Linked DNA regions of Mus musculus: region 2 is linked to region 1. A link is a loop called in an ENCODE intact Hi-C map of the cell type or tissue named here. Cell type or tissue: heart. All regions are shown on one strand.

The links. Peaks named below come from ENCODE experiments on the same cell type or tissue, not always from the same donor. Only the 100,000 strongest peaks of a DNase experiment are listed, where the experiment ranks them.
Region 2: it touches region 1 in a loop (8-fold over the local background); 3 of 42 quality-filtered maps call a loop at or near these places.

The regions. Positions count from the first base shown.
Region 1 is chr8:54,075,145-54,080,144 of GRCm38, reverse strand. Gm33153 reads left to right here. Exons shown (of 1, transcript XM_006509526.4): 1 at 1-4,075. The coding sequence starts at 2,372. The coding sequence ends at 3,211. It overlaps Vegfc (vascular endothelial growth factor C), which reads right to left and starts at 2,613. Exons shown (of 7, transcript NM_009506.2): 1 at 2,220-2,613. The coding sequence starts at 2,366. In heart, CTCF peaks have their summits at 342 and 3,013; DNase peaks (open chromatin) are centred at 2,534 and 2,674; H3K4me3 peaks cover 3,137 bases; H3K27ac peaks cover 2,665 bases.
Region 2 is chr8:54,416,390-54,421,389 of GRCm38, reverse strand. No RefSeq gene overlaps it. Among named protein-coding and RNA genes, the nearest start is that of Spcs3, 110 kb to the left of the region's middle. In heart, a CTCF peak has its summit at 1,946 (motif pointing right); no DNase peak of the experiment used is centred here.

The sequences.
Region 1 (5,000 bases):
AAGTATTTTAGGACTTTTCATTAAATCATACAGTCATGAAGAAAAGAATAGAAAGGGGAACTTAGTAAATTCAGTTCCAATTATCTGGGTGGCCATGGCTACCACAAAGAAGATTGGATGCTGAGCTTTATACCATATTGGCTTTCCTATATTGTGAATTTTAAATTGCTACATGGGTTTTATTATTTAACAAAATTTTGTGAGAGCTAATTCTATGTATAATTGACATCCTGTGTGAATTTTGTGAAATACTTTCTTAGGATTTAAGTTGTTCCTGGGAAACTAACTGGTTTCCCTCCAGTTCTCCAATATTTGCTAATTGAGGTGCCTTGAAAGGCCACTAGGGAGAGACATGGAGTCTTCACAGCAGTGTTTGGGTCACTGGGTGCAAGTTCCACAGCAAGGATACAGTTTCCCTGAAGGCATCAGTAAAACAAGCTGTCAAAAGTTCTGCTTGCCCACTAGGGAAAGGCTCAGTAAGCAGAAGTATACTGCTCATGAAATTCAAACATACAAAATAATGTTTCCTCTGATAAGTTAAAAAAAGTCATATTACATACCAAATATCAGTTCTTATTCAACATACAATATTTTAAAAAATGATTAAATAAGAAAAGAAACTTTTGCAAACAAAATTTTCAGAGAAAATAAGATGTTTAATGACTACCAATGAGAAGATCCTTTGAAGGTGACCTCTTGGAACACACAACTGAGCTCATACAAACATCCATGCTCTGATACAGTCATTTGGGATTGACCCAGACGTGACAGACTCCTTGAATAAACTATTGGCTTATCTGAAAAGGCTTCTCATTTAACTCAAGGCGTCACGCTTTCGTACTGTAAATCAAAGCCTAGCTATCATAGGCGATGGTGATGTTGTCTGACTAAGTCACAAGTATATCAGTTTGAATTTGCAGAGGCAGAAAGTGAATAGGTCTGGCAAACTTCAAAGGCTCGAATTACAGGAAGTATGATTCTGTCCCGAGCTTTATTTCTGTGGCACTTAGAGACGAGGATATTCTCGTCATTGTACGTATAGTGATAAGCGTGTGCTGAACATTGCAGTTCTCATAATGGACTGAAAAATCTGGTATTTGTATTTTTACCAAATGTAGACACAATGGTAACTTGATATCTTATAACCTAGTCTTGTCCGTATTAAAGTTTTTCTCAGACAAACCTTTCCAGGGAAGGTGGTTTGACCTCTGCACATTCTGTGTATGTTCACCAATAAAGTCAACTGAAAGTTGAGAGTAACACACCCCCTTCTATTTTTTTCCCCCCACTTGCAGTCAGCTACTATAAACCACTTCAGTCTGCTTCCAGCCAGGGGGCTTCGCAGTGCCTTAAACACAAAACTTTTGCAGGAGTTCAAGATCCCAACTATTACGCCAAGTATAAACTTGAAGATGTTATAAACATATTCTTTAGAAGGTTCAAGTGAGAAGTACACAAGATAAGATAACTGAGTCAGACAATCGGAATGTCTTCAAAAGTCCCTTAACGTGTTCAGGAAAGATGCTATTTCTCTTTAAAACAAAATAAAACAAACTAATTGATACTTTGATTTTTTTTTAATCTTATAGCCACTGTTTAGGAAAAGAATTGATAAAGTTTAGAAGATTCCAATTTCTGTTACATCTTGGATTTGACCAAGTTCAAGTTAATTCTGAAATCCAAAACCTTTAAGCCCAGTTTCTAAATTTACTCACACTTTTTCCAAACTAGCTCACAGAGCCTGGGGCCCCTGCTATGCAAACTCCAGGAGCATAAAACTCCGTTGTCTGGTCACACACCCCAGAAGCTCTTTGGAGTCCAAAACCAGCCAGGAAAAGAAAAGAGCATTTCCTACAGCAATGAAATTCTCTCTGGAGCCATGCCACTGGGGCAGGGTGCAAACTCCTCTGTTGGCAGGAGACCACTATGAAGGAGAAGGAATCTGTGTGACTGAACACCTCTTGGGCCCTTCCCTCCTCTAAGTTGCTTTCCTTTCTAGTAACAGCTTTCCACTGGGGGAGAGAAAAAAAGAAGAGAAACTTTGCTCCAAGCAAGCGTGCACCAATCTCTAACTTTGGATCCAAAGGTTAAATAAATAATTATGCACACACACTCCACGGCAGGTTCTCTGTACACCCAGTAAAGCCAAGCCCACACACAGTCCAGGACTTGGGAGCCTCGGATCCTCAGCCCGACCCGACGGGGTCCCTTGCACCTACCTTGACCTCGCCCCCGTCGGGCTCCGCTTCCGAGAAGCCCAGTCCCGACTCGAAGGCGGCGACGGTGGCGGGCGCCTCGCGCGGACTGGGGATCAGCGCAGCGGCGAGCAGGGAACACGCCAGAGACAAGAAGCACAGCAAGTGCATGGTGGATGGACCGGGAGCAGGGAGGCCGGTCCGTTGGCTGGCGCAGGCTGGGGCGTGAGGCTGAGGTCCTCTCCTGGTCCCTGTCCCGTGGTTTCCTCCCGGGGACCCCCCTGGGCGAGCGTCTCCCGGGACTCGGCGGCTCGCAACTTTTGCCCTCGGCTCTGGCAGCCCTCACGGGGGAGAGGCTCCCGGGTGTCAGGTACGAGCCTCACAGGAAACCGGACATCCGAACTGCCCTCGGTGGCGGCCCGCGAGGTGAAGCGAGGGCGCCGGCTCCGCCGATCGCGGTTTTGTTTTTGGTGTTTTGCAAAGAAGAGGGGGTGGGGTGGTTAAGCCCAGTCACCCCGCGATGTTCCACTCGTCCCGAAGAGCCCTCGGGTCCCTCGTCCCCCCTCCTCCCTCCCCTCGCCCGAAGTGAAAGGAGCCGGGCCGCGGGAGCCGCGGGAGAAGGCGGTGGTGGCGGCGGAGCCGGGGGGCGGGAGGAGGGCGGCGGGGCGCCCGGCGGCGGCGAGGCCCGCGAGCTCCCGGGCGCTCGAGCCTCCTGCGCGCGCGGGGCCGAGCGGTGGCGGTGGCGGCGGCGGCAGCGGGCGCAGGGGCAGGGCATGACTGATGCGCCCTCTGCCTGCGCTTATGTGAGAGAAAGCGGCAAGAGGGAGGGAGCGTGCCGAGCCCAGTCAGCCCTCCCCTCTCTTTCCCTAGGAAGCTTGCTCCCTCCAGCCCCACGCTTTCCTCCAGCCCCACCTCCATCCACTCTCCTCGCTTTCCCTTTCTCTGCCCTTCTCTCTGGGCTCTGCTGGGGTGTCGGGGTGGGGAGGCAGGGGCTCAAGTCAGGTCTGGGGGCTTGACTCTCTCTGCAGGACCAGTTTTAGGGGCCACATGACTGAGCTCAGCTGCTAGAAAGATGGGGAGGGGGGAGCAGGTACAGTGGGTAGGAGACGCACGCTTTGGCCCTGGCAACCCCTTGTGGTAAAATCCTTCTCCAGACATTCTTTATCCTGAGAAGTTTGGGACCAGCCTGAGACTTCTAAAACACTTCAGAGAAAAAGATCAACATTATAGCAGAGACCTATGGGGCCATAGTGCCCTTCCCAGCACCACCACCTCCACTGTTTTCTGGTTTACTTGAAGCAAGAATGCAAAGAGGGACATCTCAGAATACAGGGCAAGTCATTCATGCTAAGATCTTAGTGATCTTCCGGAAGACCTAAAGTTCCATCTGAAGGACAGATGGTCCAGAATCTTAAAGAACATTGATAGAGACACACCCAAACTGTATCTGCAAGACACACCTTCCATTTGCAAGAGAAAGAGAATGAAATGGGACAATTTATATGCTGAAAGAGCAAACAGCAGTGATGCATTTATTCTCTGGAAAAGCACCTAGGAACTCTGCTGTCTTCCTGGTGATGGCATCTGCTTTCCTGGGCAGGTGGGCAGATGGCAGAAGTTCCACTTAAGCTGCATCAACAGCATAGAGACATGAAAGGTCTTGCCTATTCAAAAACTATACTAAGTGCACTAATGTTAAAAAGCCACAAAATTGTCGTTGGAGGAAAGACGTTTCCTTGTAATTCAAATAATATGATCTGGAGGTCTCCTTGCCCAACATTTCCGTGAGTGCTTAAATACCTCTACAAACAGTGAATGCCCCTTGCCCTGACTGTGCTTCCCTTTATTGAAGACTGACATCATTGAATCTTCCAACTACCCATTGCTTTTGACTTTGGTATTTTGCGTACTTCGTCTAATGTAAATTCCACATGTTAGCCCCTCAGATATTTGGAAATATCTGTCACGTTCTCCCAGGGCTACTTTTCCTACCAGTGAAAGATTCCTTTTTAGTTTAACCCGACAGTTCCAATTATCCTCATCCATCATGCTAAGTTTATCTTCATAAAGTACGCCGTTCAGAACATGGCTCCATACTTAAAATACCCCAACGAAGCATGCAGAAAAGGAGGGGTCTTCCTTGTCTAGAAAGCAAGCATTTGTTGACATAGCATTGGACCAAGTTTATTTTCTGGCAGCCAAGTCATGCTGTTGATGCAAAGAACTCTTAAAGTTGACCAGATTTCTCAAGAAATCTGCGTGTGTACTAATATTTAGTTATGTCTGCACTACTCTGCATTTGTGGCAGGAGTTGTCTTCTGGGCTCTAACTTGTGTCTCATGGTTTATCATGAGGAAGTCTTACCTTGCCACAGACGGCCCCTCACAAGTTGCTAAGGCAATTTGGGAACTTGACATTTTCTGTATGTTCCCTTCTTTCTGTGTTCCTGTTGAACTGGCTGGATTTTGACTCAAGTAGAAATGGAGTGTCCTTGGAATCTTGTCTCAGTACAGTGGTTCTTAACTTTTATTGCACTTGGAGTCACAAAGGGCGGTTGTAAAACCAGATGGTTAGGCATGCCACCAGGATTTAGGGAATTCTGGGAAAAGGCTTGGATGTCAGAATGCCTCAGATAGACAGCCTACACTGAGAACTGTCACACTTTTCCATCAATCTCAGGATTTAGCATGGTATGAATACCATAAAAATCAGCAAAATTAACATGTATCAAAATGAATTAGTGGCAAACTTTTTTTAAGATGGTTAGCACATGCACTCCACTTACATATATTTATCTTCCTGTTG
Region 2 (5,000 bases), 340 kb before region 1:
ATGATAATCTGACAGCATGTAGAAATACTAAAGCATCATAGCGAATACCTTGAATATTAACAATTTTTTTTCTATAGGATTTCTCAATTACCTTGGAGCTGGAAAACTCAGGATCTTCTCACCTCAGCCTTATGATTATGTGTTGTGATTGCAGGTGTAACTACCAGGGCCGGAAGTGTACACGGTTTTCAATTATAAGCTATATTGTAATAACAATTGAGGGCACGTGATACATTCATGCCTCCGACCTTAAATTGTCCTCTCAGTTCTCTCAAGCGACAGTGTGGGTTAGTTTTGCTTGAGATGATTAAAATGTTTCATATCTTTTCTATCTGGGTTCTGGTCTGCTTCTTCTAAATGGTAAACTTGACAGTGATAGACCCTCTGTGAGCATGCAAGTCTTTTGAGGGGAATACTTAGCTCAGGAAACTGACTGGATTTCTCACATCTGGTGCAGGAAACCTTGTGGTGTAGCTGGCAGGAAACGAGATATCACTGTGGCCAGTGGCACTATTCTGGACTAAGAGTAGGTCTAGGTTTTACCTTCAGGTTTCCGGAGGACATTTCACTGAAGCTCAACCGTAGTTGTATAGTTGGCTTCTCCTGTACAAAAGCTCGAGTAGGTCGTTTTAATTCCAAAGCCATGTAATGTTTTGATTTTGGCTACTGACTCTGATCACAGCCTTCTCTGTAGGAGAACAGCTGCTTTCATAGCCAAGAATGTGGAAGGCAAACCTTCCTGGACTAGAGCTCCATGAGGATTAAGTTTTAAGTAACTACTGCCAGGCCTAGGTTAGTAGTGACACATCAGTTGTAATGGAAACTATTTTGCCTGCTGGTTCTAGGAAGGAGCCATGAAGGAGAAAATGTTAGCTTTGCATCTGTGTGGCAACTCTCAAGTCAGGCCCCGCTGTGTGTTCTCAAATTAAATATAGATGGTGAATTGCACTTGAGGAGAGTAATCATCCCTCAGACAGCTGTGTTAGAGCTAGGCTAGAACAGCATGGGAAGATGGAAACAGCCATTGAAGTAAAGAGCTGGAAACACATTGCAGCAAGAGTGAGCATGCTAACACTATAGCGGTGCCAGGAACCTTGGACTCAGAAGAAAAAAGGAAATTAAGCAATTTCTAATGTAATGGATAGAAAAAAAAATACTTCAAATGAAACAAAGCCGGACTGTTCCTTTGCAAATTTCTTTCTTCTTCTTTTTCTTGTTTTCCCCCAACCTGTACAACAGTAATGTCTTCCTTCTCTAGAAGATGGAAATTGGTAACCTGTGTGGATTTTTACTTTGTAAGTGCTTATCTGCCAAAAATTGCCTCTGGCTCAGTGATTGCACCAAGTGAAAGTCAAGTCCACAGATCAAGGATTCTCAGGAGTTTTTCAGAAGGCTTGGGTTTTCCCCTAGAAAAAGTAGCACTGGGGGTTGCTCCACGTACCCTCCTTTAGGAAGATGTCAGCAAGAGGACTTGGCCACATTTCTTGCCTACACCAAGTGAGAGATATGCTGCTATGATTCTTATCAAGAAACTTCCTGGGTTCTGGGAACATGGTTTCTCTTCAGATAATTGTTTCTGAGTCTGAAGCTTATCTTGTTTGCTAAATGGTATGAGTGTGATTCATGGCTCTGTTCCATAATCCATCCTATGGGTAATCATGTCAATCCCTAGATTCTTTCTGCAGGGCCTCAGCACAGCTTTGGAACTCAACAAATACAAATTCTGAATCTCTTGGGAAATATGATTCATTCCAGTGAGGGGCTTTCCAGGCTCTGTGGCCTGAAGAAATCAAGGCTCCTCTCACATGGAATGAAATGAAGGATCAAGCCAGATAAAACCTGGGTTTGGAAGGGGGAAACTGATGGTTTCTGAGAGAGGAAGAGTCAGTTTCTTCAAGAAAATGGTCCCTGAGAGGGTTGTTCTGTTCTTCCAGTAGATGGCATTACACCTGTGTACATATGGGTAATACCAAAATAAATCATTGTTTGTTTGTTTAAATAAAGAAGGCACAGCACCAGGGGCATAGGAGAAGCACAGAGAGAAGGGTCTAAAAGATATAGTTAACCAAAACACAGCACATGCTTTTGTGAAATAAGCAAGAACAATGGAAAAATAAAGAAATTTGAACTTAATTTTAATTTTGATATCATGACTTTATATAGGTGAATATATTTTTAGAAGTAATTTCCTATTTTGAGTAATTCTCTTTCTTGAAATGAAAATCAGGTGAGAGTTCATATTAACACTTGAGGCCTCTTCATGTTTCTTTTGTTATCTCTTGGCACTGCAGATGACCACCTTGTCCTGTATTTTCCGGCACTGTCTGTCTTAATGCTCGACATTCTGTAATCTCCAAATCTCCAGTCAAACTAGACTAACTATCATCCTTTCTCTTTGGAAAATGTAGCCATATATGATTTAGGATAGGGCATAGTAAGAGACAACTGCCTTGGGATTTGGGGGAAATGTTGACTTTAATGTGAATTTAACAAATAATACACTTCTAATCTACTGTGAAAACGTTGGGAAAAGTATTGATGTCTTATTAGGTACTTCTAGACGATATCCAGCAAGTGGATCAGTAGAAACATCCAAGAGACCAACTGCTAAGGGTGTGTAAGGACAGTCTAAGGGGGGCTTTGCAAACCAAGAGCTCACTATGGGAGTCATGCTTACATATTTCATTATTCTGTTTTCCAGAAAGGACTTCTGATAGCAAAGCCCTTATAGTTTTATTCTCTGAAGTATGTAATCTGTCTCAGAGTTTGGTTATGAGCTTGGAAACCAAAAGTGCATATACAGTGTTGGCTGTTCACTATACTTCCTCTTGGAATCACCCTTGCTAGCTCAGGGTTCCTCAGAGTGGTCTGCTGAAGGCATTGCCTTCGCTTAAAGAAAAGCAAAACTTGGTGACTCCATAACCAAACTTCATCAGAGCATGTTGGGCTGCAAATGCAAATTAAAACTACTTTATAATTTCATGTTACTCAGTCATCGTGACAAAAATCAAGAGCAGAACAAAAGACAAAAAGGCTGGCAAGAGTATAGAGAGAAGAGAATTCTCATTCTCCATTGCTGGGCTTGACAACTGGTTGAGCTACTCTAGAAACTAATGTGGCAAGTTCTTGAAAAGCTAAAAGTAAATCTACCATATGACCCAGTTATATAACTCCTTGGATTTTACCCAAAGGACTTGGCTATATCTGTTGCTTTATTCACAGTAGCTAAGAAACAGAAACCATCTAAATGTCTGTCAACTGATTGTTGGATAATGAAAATATGGTACATATACACAATGAAATTCTTTTGCACTGTAAAACAAAAACGAAACATCCAGAAAGTCTCAAATTTGTAGATCAACAATTGACACTAGAGAAGGTTATATTGACTGAGGTAATCCAACCTGTGATGGACAAAATGAGAAAAATGTTGGAGGGAAGGGAGGACAATACAGATGGAGACTGAGGGAGAATAGAAACATAACACTAAGGATGCTTGAAAAAGCAATAGAGAAACATCATACATGTATGTATATATGAATCTATATTATAGAATATATTATATATATTGCCATGCTAATTAAGGTCAAAGTCTACCATCTTCCACATAAATTCTGGGCTCAGTGCAAAATGGAGTGACCCCCAGTACTAGCAGGACTTTCCCTTTTCTGACCATAACTTACACATATCTCTACCTGAAAAGTATCACCTAGCCTTGGTTAACATTACAGGTTCAATTTTCTTTCTCCAGATCAGTAACTGTTCATCTAGTGCCTGAGATTTCTGGAATGCATCTCTATACTAATGAGGCATCTTGGTACCTTAAACTTTCAACACACAGGAATTTTGTGGTGTTTCTTTGGTAATGACATCACTAAAGTAAGGGTATTCACCTTTATTATCAATTATCTAAATGAAACTACTTTTGTATCAAGTACTTCATTTTTGAGATATCCAGTAAAGCATCAGTAGTGATTATGAATATTTCTGAATTCATCCTAACCAGAGGAAAAATAATTCTGTGATAATTTATCATTTATTTTCCAATAGTTTATATTCTGGAGAGAAGGTTTCTTTATCTACTTTGTTAAAACTGCTTTTCAAAAATATGTGTTGAATTTATCAAATGTCTTTTTCTAACTAACCCCAGCATATCCCTTCTCATTTAGCTAATTGGGGGATGAATCCCACTGATGATTTCCAGCTGTCCAATTATCTATCTTCCATTACAATCCCTAAATATTTAATTCATATTATATTTAGTTTAAATACACCATTTTGCTCACATCTTGTTTAAGATTGCATTCAGCTATATAAGCTAACTGCTATGGTATGCTTCCATATGTTCATATTATATGCCCATGAGATGCTCAGTTGGATAGCAGTATAGCCAGGAAGAGCCAAGGATGTCCCTGACTTCTCTTTAGAGAACGATAGTTAAAAATTGTAGGCTGGTGCCTCCAGGAGACTCCTACTCTGACAACTGCCACATGTCCAAGGAAAGTGCCAACAACTTCATGCTTCGGGGGGAGGTTGCCTCCAAAAGAACATTCAGTAGCACCCCCAAGACTAGCACATTTATTCCCTATGCCTTCCCTGTCTAGAAAGCTGTAGTCTATAACCTGTGTGAGACAAAAACTCACAATCTTTTTTAAAACTCCAAATGGTTTGAAAATCCATGCTTTTTTAAGTCTTGGGAAGAGAAAAAGAATGTTCTTGTTCATGCCTGAGCAATAGTTATATGAGAAGTTGGGTATTTCCCATTAGACATCTTTCCCATGAAATTAAATGCAAACCAGGACACTTATTTCTTCTCAGTCTCATTCTGATTTGTATTTTTGCCTGATATTGTATGAGATATATTTTGTTTTGTGGACAAACTCAGGTATAAATATTTTGCTTTAACTATATTACACTAAATATATAATGTTTTCTTTTTGAATGGAATGGAATTTGTTGAATTATTGTTATATTAAAAAATAAGAAAACAGAATTATCAT